Regions from separate parts of the Mus musculus genome. Here region 2 is linked to region 1. Evidence: chromatin loops called from intact Hi-C (ENCODE). Cell type or tissue: left cerebral cortex. All regions are shown on one strand. Links, peaks and the distances in the headings refer to the core of each region. The heading gives the core; the rest is flanking DNA. Region 1 holds the start of Wdfy3 (WD repeat and FYVE domain containing 3). Region 2 overlaps Wdfy3 (WD repeat and FYVE domain containing 3).

Region 1 (4,385 bases), core at 289-4,288:
TGCCATTCCGGTCTTCACATCTAATTGGTATCCTAAAACATTGATCATCACTGGCTCTAAACTTAGGCAATCTGGGTCCTAGACTTTCCCTAAAGTTGCCTAATTCCCCATCTGTACAATGGGATCAGCATCTTCCCCGTGTCTGAATGAGAATACACGGATGAATACTTTACATGCATGCTATCCTGGGATCCTCTCCATCTTTCCGTGGTACTCTGATACACTCTCCATCACAAGCATTAGACAGAGACAGGTGGAAAGTACACAAACTAATTTTTTTTCCTCAGACTTGCCTGCATCTACAAGACTTAGACGTTCACGCTCTTCTCAGCCTCCCAGTACCTGGCCAACAGGTATGAGTCACCATACCCAGGTAGGATATTTACTCTTTTTAAACTACGATACCCAGTTGTTTACCATCTTTTGTGGTTCCAGATCAAATGGGGGTGGGGGAGCCCCGATGTAGGCTACATTCTGAGGATAATTTCTAGAAATTCTAAGACCCCACTGAATGCAGCACCTTGGTGATATTTAGGACACCAGAGGTAAACAGTGAAGACTTGTGGAGTTCAGCATCCTCAGAGTACAGAATCTGATCCTGGAATATTACACTACGGTTTAACTTTCTTTCATGTCTTTCCAAGTTACTTCAAAGCCTCATGTTCCTTAACTCATAGCACATTTGTAGAGAAATTTTTGTGAGAAGCATATTTTTACATGAATAGATTTCAACTAAGGAAAAGAGAAACTATTTAAAAACCTGTATTTCTAGTTGCTTGAGGCAGAACTGCTCAAAGTTTTAGTTCTCAAACCTAATGAAATACAGATTTTTTTTAAACATTAAATGCATATCAAGCTAATTCTTACACAGCAGGGTCCCATGATGACAGTTTTATTTAAAGAGGGATTTACTTTGACTAGATCTATACACTAACAGACTATAGTCTTTCTCCTAGACTCTACACTAATACCACATCCCATTTTCCTGTAAATAAGTACATTTTTCATTGTTTTGTTATTTTTACTTGCTTTACATCCTGACAGTGAAAACTGATCTAAACCTGCTTGATAGAGGCCAGCCTGGAATCTGCTGTCTCGACGCAAGGGTTTTGTTTTTCTTTTTTTGTTGGGTTTTCAGACACCATAATAACCACTTGGTACTGACCAACCCATAGCTATTAGTGAACAAAAATAGTTTTTCGTATGCATAAGCACCATTTTTCCCACAGAAAAAACACTTAGCCATTGGTGAGGTACTGAAAATCCATGCATTCGGTAAACATCTGCTTGATCTGATTCTATCCTATTATTTCTACAAAGGAAGAACTCATCATCTGTCTCTCCGATTCAAGAGTCAAAAAATCAATGGAACGCAGCACCTCCGATGCGACCATGGTCCAGAGGGCTCTGGTCGGAAAGGTCACCGCTGCCTTTTCAACCCCGCCATAACCGCGAATGTCGGTGATGCCACCACATCCCCGATGCAGGACAGAAGCATCCCAGGTCCCTTCCACAGGGAAGGGTTTGCAGCTCAGAGCGTAGAGGGATGAGCCAGGAGAGGCCCGCGGCCCTGGAGACGGCGCCCGAGGGATGGAGGCCGCGCTCCGCTGCGCCCGGGCGCGCGCGGGTGGGGGCTGGGGGGTCCGGGAATGGGCACCGGGAGGGTCCTCCCGAGGGGACCGGCATGACCCCCACCTACCCCGGGCGCCGCCGGGTTACGCCCCCGCCCTCCCGGACCTGCGGTCGCCTTGCCCCCGCCTCCCCATCCCCGAGGCCCCCGCACGCCCCTCCGCCGGCCGCCTGGGACCAGCCGCCGACGGCGCCCTCTCCAGGCCCGGAGGAGGACGCGGGTGGGGGAGCGGCTGGGCCGCGGCCTGTCCCCGCGCGGACAGCGCCTCCGCCCCGCAGGAACAAAGCGCGCCGCGGGCGAGCCGGCGAGCGGGCAGGCAGCACTCACCGCGGACGCGCGGGCCCAGGCGTGGGGCCCGGGAGTCCCCCCAGGCCGGGCCGGGGCCGAGCGCCCGCTGCAGTCCGCGAGCTGCGGGGCCGGGGCGGCAGCCGTGCTAGGCAGCCAGGGCAGCGACGCCGCCGCCGCTCCCTTCTCCCGCCTGGGTCCCTGCTCCGCCGCGTCTTCTCCCTCGCCGGGTCCCCGCCGCCGCCTCAGCCTCGGCACTGCACGGGCTGCTCCTCTCCATCAAGGCCGGGCCGGGCCGCGGGGAACATCCCGGAAAGTGAGGGCTGGTGGCCGTCTCCCGCAGCTGCTGGTGGCCATCTTTAATCCTCCTCCTCCTCCCGCTCTCCCCACCTCCCGCGCCCGCTGACGGACGGCTCGGGATCCTCCTCCCGCTCCTCCCGCTCCTCCTACCAGGCCGGCCGCAGAAACTGCAGCCGCGCGGCCGGCCCCTCCCGCCTTTCCTTCCTCTTTCCTACTTCCTTCCCTCGCCGCGGCTCCTGCTTGCCGGCACCCTGGACAGGCGCGCAGCCCAGTCCGCGCCCCGCGCCCCGCGCCCCCTGCCCTCGCCTCCGGGCTCCCGGGTCCTCTGGCGCAGCGCTCACCCCCTCCTCCGGCTTCTCGGGGGACCCTGCTGAGAAAGCACCGCTGCGCGCCCCTGAGCCCTACTCCCATTGCTGGATGCTGTCACCAGCGATGAAAACACGCGAGCCTGCGTTCATTTTACTCCAGCTGGAGTACAAAAGAACTGCCCACGCTAGCTCTTTCACTACGCGGCCTCGAACCCCCACCTCCTCCGGTGCGGATCAGGACCCAGGAGTTTCCAGTCTCCAGGGTTGTCCTGGGTCAGTGACCTTGAGACCTTCTGCTGAGATTTTAGGTTTGCCCTTTCTGGAAAGGTCATTCTTTGTACCTCCATAGACCTGACCAACACAATGTTTGCACTAAATGAGTATGGATTGGTAAACTTGAAACAGCCAAGCGGACATCAGCTTGTCTCTGTTCCTAGTCCGCCCAGCGTACCGTTTGGGTCATACTTCTGTTCTGACGGTGGGGACAAAACTGAGTCAGCATGAATGCTTGAACTCCTTGAGTTGAACAGCTCAGAGTGGGGAAGTAGTGGTACAGAAACTGGAAACACGAGCTTGTTTTCCCAACACTGCAATCTACAGCAGTTTTAGGATTTCCTCTAAAAAAGAAAAAAAAAAAAAAAAAGCCGAAGTAATTTGGACTTGCTGTTTCCTTTTTTTAAGCCAGTTTGTGTTTGGAATTGGATCCAGTTGTACCGATTTACTCCACTGTTTGCTACAAGATTCAGCAGCTGTTCCGTGTGGGGGCCCCTGTTCCTGCTGTTCCCAGGCACCCGCTGGCAGGACAAAGCACCTTTCCCCAGGTGTGGAGAGCCATGCCTGTAAGGCCTGTGCTGGGTGGGGCTGCTGTTGGATGAGGTTGGGGGGTCCCTCAGGAGGATAGAAGAATTGTCCAGAGTTGGAGGCCAGGGAGACAGTCAGGGAAGGGAAGAGACCAGGGGCAGGCTACAGAATAAAAATGTAAATGTTACTCAATTCTGAAAGAGTAGGTCAGAACAACCCCTTTTAAAAAAACCTACTTTTATAACCAGATCATCTAAGGGGGAACAGAAATCCGATGCTTTGCCTCTAAGGCTCACAAAGTAACCTGTAAAGATACTGGCCATTCAACTGTTTTAACTCAGTCTGTGCCATCTATAGAATTCCTTTAAAGCCAAATAGGCTGTGCTATAGCGCTCTATAATACAGTTTTAAATAAATCATTACTGCCAGGTCGCTGGGTGGGGGAGGGGTGTGCCTGCTTCCTTTTCCTTCTTACTGCTCCTTCCTCCTTGGCCCTTTGATGTGTATTCTTTAGGTACCGTTCCTCCAATCTGCCCTTACACAAATGTACCACAAAATTCTCTTCAGCCTGGGAGTGTGGCAGGAAGAAGAGCTACTGGATGCATGGCTACATTAGGGTAAGAAAATCAGTTGAGTCAACACTAAGACCAGGGTGCCTTTCAGAAGGAAGATCTTCAACTAAATATGAATGAGGTTTCGAATTTTTTTTGTAATTATAATTGGGAGAAGAAAATTTATGAAATGTATGTCATCAGCACATTGATTATAAATGTCTTTCTGTTGGAAAAAAAACCATTGCAATAAAGTTCAAGGGTATATCAGTATGCAAATGTGGCAATTTTCCTGCTGGTGTCTTATAGAGAATATTTCACAAAGGTTTTCTCCTAGTGCACACATATACACCCAGCTGCCTTCCCTTGTTTTGCTGAAGCTATACAAATATAAGGATTATAAGGATGGTCTGGAAAAGACCCTTCCCAGTTGCTCTCTCTCAGCTCTGCCTCAGATCTGTCACCGCCACAGCTCTTACCTTCCTGGGTCTTTGTTGCCGGCCAAATGTA
Region 2 (4,385 bases), core at 226-4,225, 100 kb before region 1:
CGGTGTTGTGGCTCTGAACTTCTTGGAGCACAGCACAATGCTTTTCAGGTTGGAAAGAAAGGCAGGAATGTGTAACTAGGATCCAGGACAAGTCTCTAACCCTGTCGCTGGAGGACTGGGCCATCATCACCAGCCTCTCTATACCCGGCATGGTACCACTGAGGACTGCACTACTGGGTTTAACCAGGGCCTCGGCATGTAGCGATGTCCTCCACGACACACTGAAGACGTAACTAACTGTACAGAGTGAACTCTTAAGAAATCTAAATAAGCTTTAAGATGTTAAAGCTAAATGAGCATACAAAATATGGTAACTATATACCTTATAATCCCTTAACAATGAGATGCCAGCAATGGGAAGAAAATGAGGGGCATCCTGAGATTCTTGCATTATTGCATTGTATTCTTGTATTATTCTTGCTATGTCCTGGGGGGGGGGGTTTATAAACACTTCAAAATTAAATATTTGTGTAACTATTACCATAGTTAAGAATGAAACACACTCTCTATTTAAGACATCCACCTGTCATCTCACCCAAAAGATTGTCTTATGCGTATAAGATCTTCGAGGGAGCAAAGAAAACAAATATGTAGTTAGCACCACGACTTCCCACAGACAGCTCAGCCTGAGAGGATATCAACAATGAGGACAGAGAAGCTAGTGAAATAAGTCTGGGGACATTTCCTAATCTCAGGTGTCATTCCGGACAGAAAATGACTGGAGCTAACGTCACTGAGAAATTTCCCTTCCTGCTACCCGTTCACAGTCATACAAATCTTACATCACAAATCTCTGCTCTGACAAAATTAACTAGAACAAGAGTGTGTGCTAAGAGAGGAGTCAGTTGCCGGGCAGTGGTGGCGCATGCCTGTAATCCCAGCACTTGGGAGGAAGAGGCAGGTGGATTTCTGAGTTTCGAGGCCAGCCTGGTCTACAGAGTGAGTTCCAGGACAGCCAGGGCTACACAGAGAAACCCTGTCTCGAAATAACAAACAGAGAGAGAGAGAGAGAGAGAGAGAGAGAGAGAGAGAGAGAGAGAGAGAGAGAGAGAGAGAGAGAGAGAGAGGAGTCAGTCCCACTTTGGGTGCAGGAGGGAATGAGGTCAGACGTTTTAACCATCCCTTTCATTAGACGCTTTTCAGGTGCTAATGCAATCAAAGCTGCCTCAGTTTCAAATCTATTCATTGAATAACGTATTGCATCCCCTCACACGAATGGAATTAATCCTCAATTAAAGACATTCTAGTTATCCATGGGCTAAGATGAACATCTCAGATCATGTATGTAACTCTAATTGCTGAAGCCAGTGCTCTGGTCTGCGCTGCCATGCCCCTGTGATGCTACACACAGATGGAGCATCTGAGAAAGAAGCAGGCTGGGATCTGGGAAAGGAGCAGGCTGGGATCTGGTCCTGAGGGTGAGTCCTTCACAATGGGATGAGTACTTACACTAGGAAAGTCCTGAGCGCTGGCTCTCTCTCAGCTGAGCTCAGGGAGAGAAGGGAGCCATCTGTAAAGCAGAAAACTACCCAGTACACAGAACAAAGCAGAAACCTAATGCAGAGAGTGCACAGCCTTCCTCCTCCCCTCCTGCCGGCTTTCAAGCTCCCAAGGCAGATATGTCTTCTAAGCAAGTCTGAGTAATTCTCTGGGAAATTTTTCCTCCACTAAGAGAAACATCACCAATGATAGGCTCAGCAAGACAACCTTACTCTGATCTCATGGTACCAGGTTACCAGCCACAACCAGGACTTTTTGTCAAAAGGAGGATTGACCCGGTCCTTGCTACAAGATTGTCCCAGATGACAGTCTCCCTGGGCTCCTGCAGAATGACCTCGCTGGCCTAACCCCTGATTTAGGGTTCCTGTAGCTGATATGAAACACATGACCACAGGCAACTTACAGAGGAAAACATTCATTTCCTCTTTGGCTCCTAGGCAAGGGTCCATAAGGCAGGGGAAGTCGGAGGAACTCAAGGCAGGGGACGAAACAAAAGCCCTGGAGGAATGTCCTTTACTGGCTTGCTCAGCCTGCTTTCCTATAGTATCCAAGACCATGGGGTCCAGGGGTGGCATTGCCTTTTACAGAGCGGCCTGCCCTCCACTCGGTGACCAGAGCCCTCCCACATCAATCATTAATCAAGAAAGCGCCCTGCAGGCCAATCGGGTGAGAACTCTGCTCTCAACTGAGCTTCCCTCTTCCCAAGTGATTGTAGCTTTAGTCAAGCTGGAAAAAACTAAACAGAACAGCCCTTAAGTTACTTATGGTGTAACAGGAAACAGACACACACACACAGAGGCACACACACCACTCATGAAGCTGAGAAACAAAAGTGTACTTTGGAAGAGTGAAAAATGTCTTGATTACAGCAGTCGAGAACATTGCACCAAGGAAGTGTGACTTAATCCAGACTGGTAAGAGGAACTGAGGTAAGCACTGTCCTTAGGGGAGGAGCTTAGTCGGGACAGGAGTGTAAACACAGTCAGTCATCTATGTGGACAGAGAAAGAGCATTTAGATCAAAATACAGGAAGGAAGCAAGAATGAAGAGGAGAACCTGGGCGGGCAGACTGCAGACTGGCCGGGCTCCCTCCCACGGAATTTCAGCAGCACTTTTAGAGAGCGGCTGCCCCCATGGCCCACTTAGGTCAGCTTCTATAAGTACCTGTGGATTTGTTTGAAGCTCTCCTCCGGATCTCCGTCACCATGAGTCGGGAGACTTGCGTTGTGAACTGCAGAAGGTCAGAAAATTTCTCTGTCATTGTATTTGGAGGAGCATTTCCAAAAACCTGTGGATGAGAGAACACATTTCATGACGTACCGGCCTTTTGTTTGTTTGTGTGTTTGTTTGTTTTTTAATTATCAAGTTCAAAATGTGACATAACTTGAAGATCAAGTTACATGAGTGCAGTGACATTTCCTCTGGACCTGTTTACACCTAAAGATCATGGCTTTTGAAAGATCACATCTGGCCACATGTCTTTATACATACGAATGTACCAGGCATAAATCAGGTGGAAAAGTCTCACTAACAAACCTCAGAAAACAACCATTCTCCAAGGAAACCTGAATGAGACCTTTGAGAGACGTCACTCGGGGGGAGGTTCTTCGATGGGAGAAAGCAGGGGCTGATGGACCCTTACTCCTCATTCAATATTTTACAAGTTTCTGAGTTCTAACCACAGTCGTCCCTAATATAAGGCTGTCATGAAAATGACAAGGCAATGGTTAGGAAGCCCGTAAACGAGCTTGCTTTCTTGGAAACTTCGGACAAATGAACTGTGGAATAAATAATTCTTACAGTAAGCTGCTGTGGGCTCAGCAAAGAGGGATGGAATGAAAGCCAGACAGCCCATCATAGAGAGACACTGCATGGGAATACTGTCTGTGAGGCTGTCATAACAGCTCCCACTTATAATATAGTATTCATATTATCAATATCCCAATGTCACTATAAAGAGATCGGGCGCAGTCCACACACTTTCCCAAGCTAACACCACACTATGGTTTTGCAGGAGCGCCCCCTAAGTAAGGCTGGTTGTGACTGTTCCTATAAGCGAACACTACCTGGAGGCTGCTAAAGGAACACTGGGGCTGACTGGGACTATACAACTATCTATCTATCTATCTATCTATCTATCTATCTATCTATCTATCTATCTATGAGAGACACAACTATACCCCCAGCTCAGGAAGCTGGGATGGGGAGCCCGGAGGCCAGAGCAGTCTGTGTCACATAGTAAGACATTGTCTCAAAACCAAAAGCAAACCAAAAATAAACCAGCAAATAAAGAGGCAGAGCAACCCAGAGGGACCCGCATTGTGCTCCCGGGTCTGGCTCAATTAGTGAAAAGGAAAAGCTAGTCAATCATACTCCTCCGACGCAGTCTCCCTAAGGCGGACGCATGATACGGGTATACCGTACGCATGAGGACGTCTCAGTCTGGACTTTTCCATACAATAATAAAAGACTTTATTCCACAGAGCCTAGTAACAGAGGCAGAGGACCTCACAATATCATTTTAACAAAAGATGTTTCCTACATCCTTACATAGACACTGCTTCAAATTAGGCTAAACATAACAGAAACGGTGCAAAGGCTACTCTGCTCAAGGAGTAACCTGTCCCAGCAACTGCACCAAACTGCATTTACAGAATTCCTCTATTCTTCCCTGATGCTTGCTTGCTTGCTTGCTTGCTTTTTCATATTTGTTTTGTTGTTTGAGGCAGGGTTTCTCTGTGTAGCCCTGGCTGTCCTGAAACTCACTCTGTAGACCAGGCTACTTCAAATTCAGAGATTCACCCGCCTCTGCCTGCTGAGCCCTGGGATCAAAGGCACTGCCACGACGACCTGGCTTCTTTTTTTTCCCCCTGCTTCAGTTTTTA

What was found. Peaks named below come from ENCODE experiments on the same cell type or tissue, not always from the same donor. Only the 100,000 strongest peaks of a DNase experiment are listed, where the experiment ranks them.
Region 2: a loop joins it to region 1, with 2.7 times the contacts of the local background. A loop is called at or near these places in 1 of 42 quality-filtered maps.

What each region holds. Positions count from the first base shown.
Region 1 is chr5:102,067,639-102,072,023 of GRCm38, forward strand. Wdfy3 (WD repeat and FYVE domain containing 3) reads right to left here and starts at 2,283. Exons shown (of 67, transcript NM_172882.3): 1 at 1,958-2,283. In left cerebral cortex, for the core only: CTCF peaks have their summits at 1,816 (motif pointing left) and 2,404; DNase peaks (open chromatin) are centred at 1,517, 1,887, 2,333, 2,632 and 1 more place; H3K4me3 peaks cover 2,842 bases; H3K27ac peaks cover 1,700 bases.
Region 2 is chr5:101,966,205-101,970,589 of GRCm38, forward strand. It overlaps Wdfy3 (WD repeat and FYVE domain containing 3), which reads right to left. Exons shown (of 67, transcript NM_172882.3): 5 at 2,665-2,788. Among named protein-coding and RNA genes, the nearest start is that of Gm42135, 21 kb to the left of the region's middle. In left cerebral cortex, for the core only: no CTCF peak of the experiment used is centred there; a DNase peak (open chromatin) is centred at 2,454; H3K27ac peaks cover 241 bases.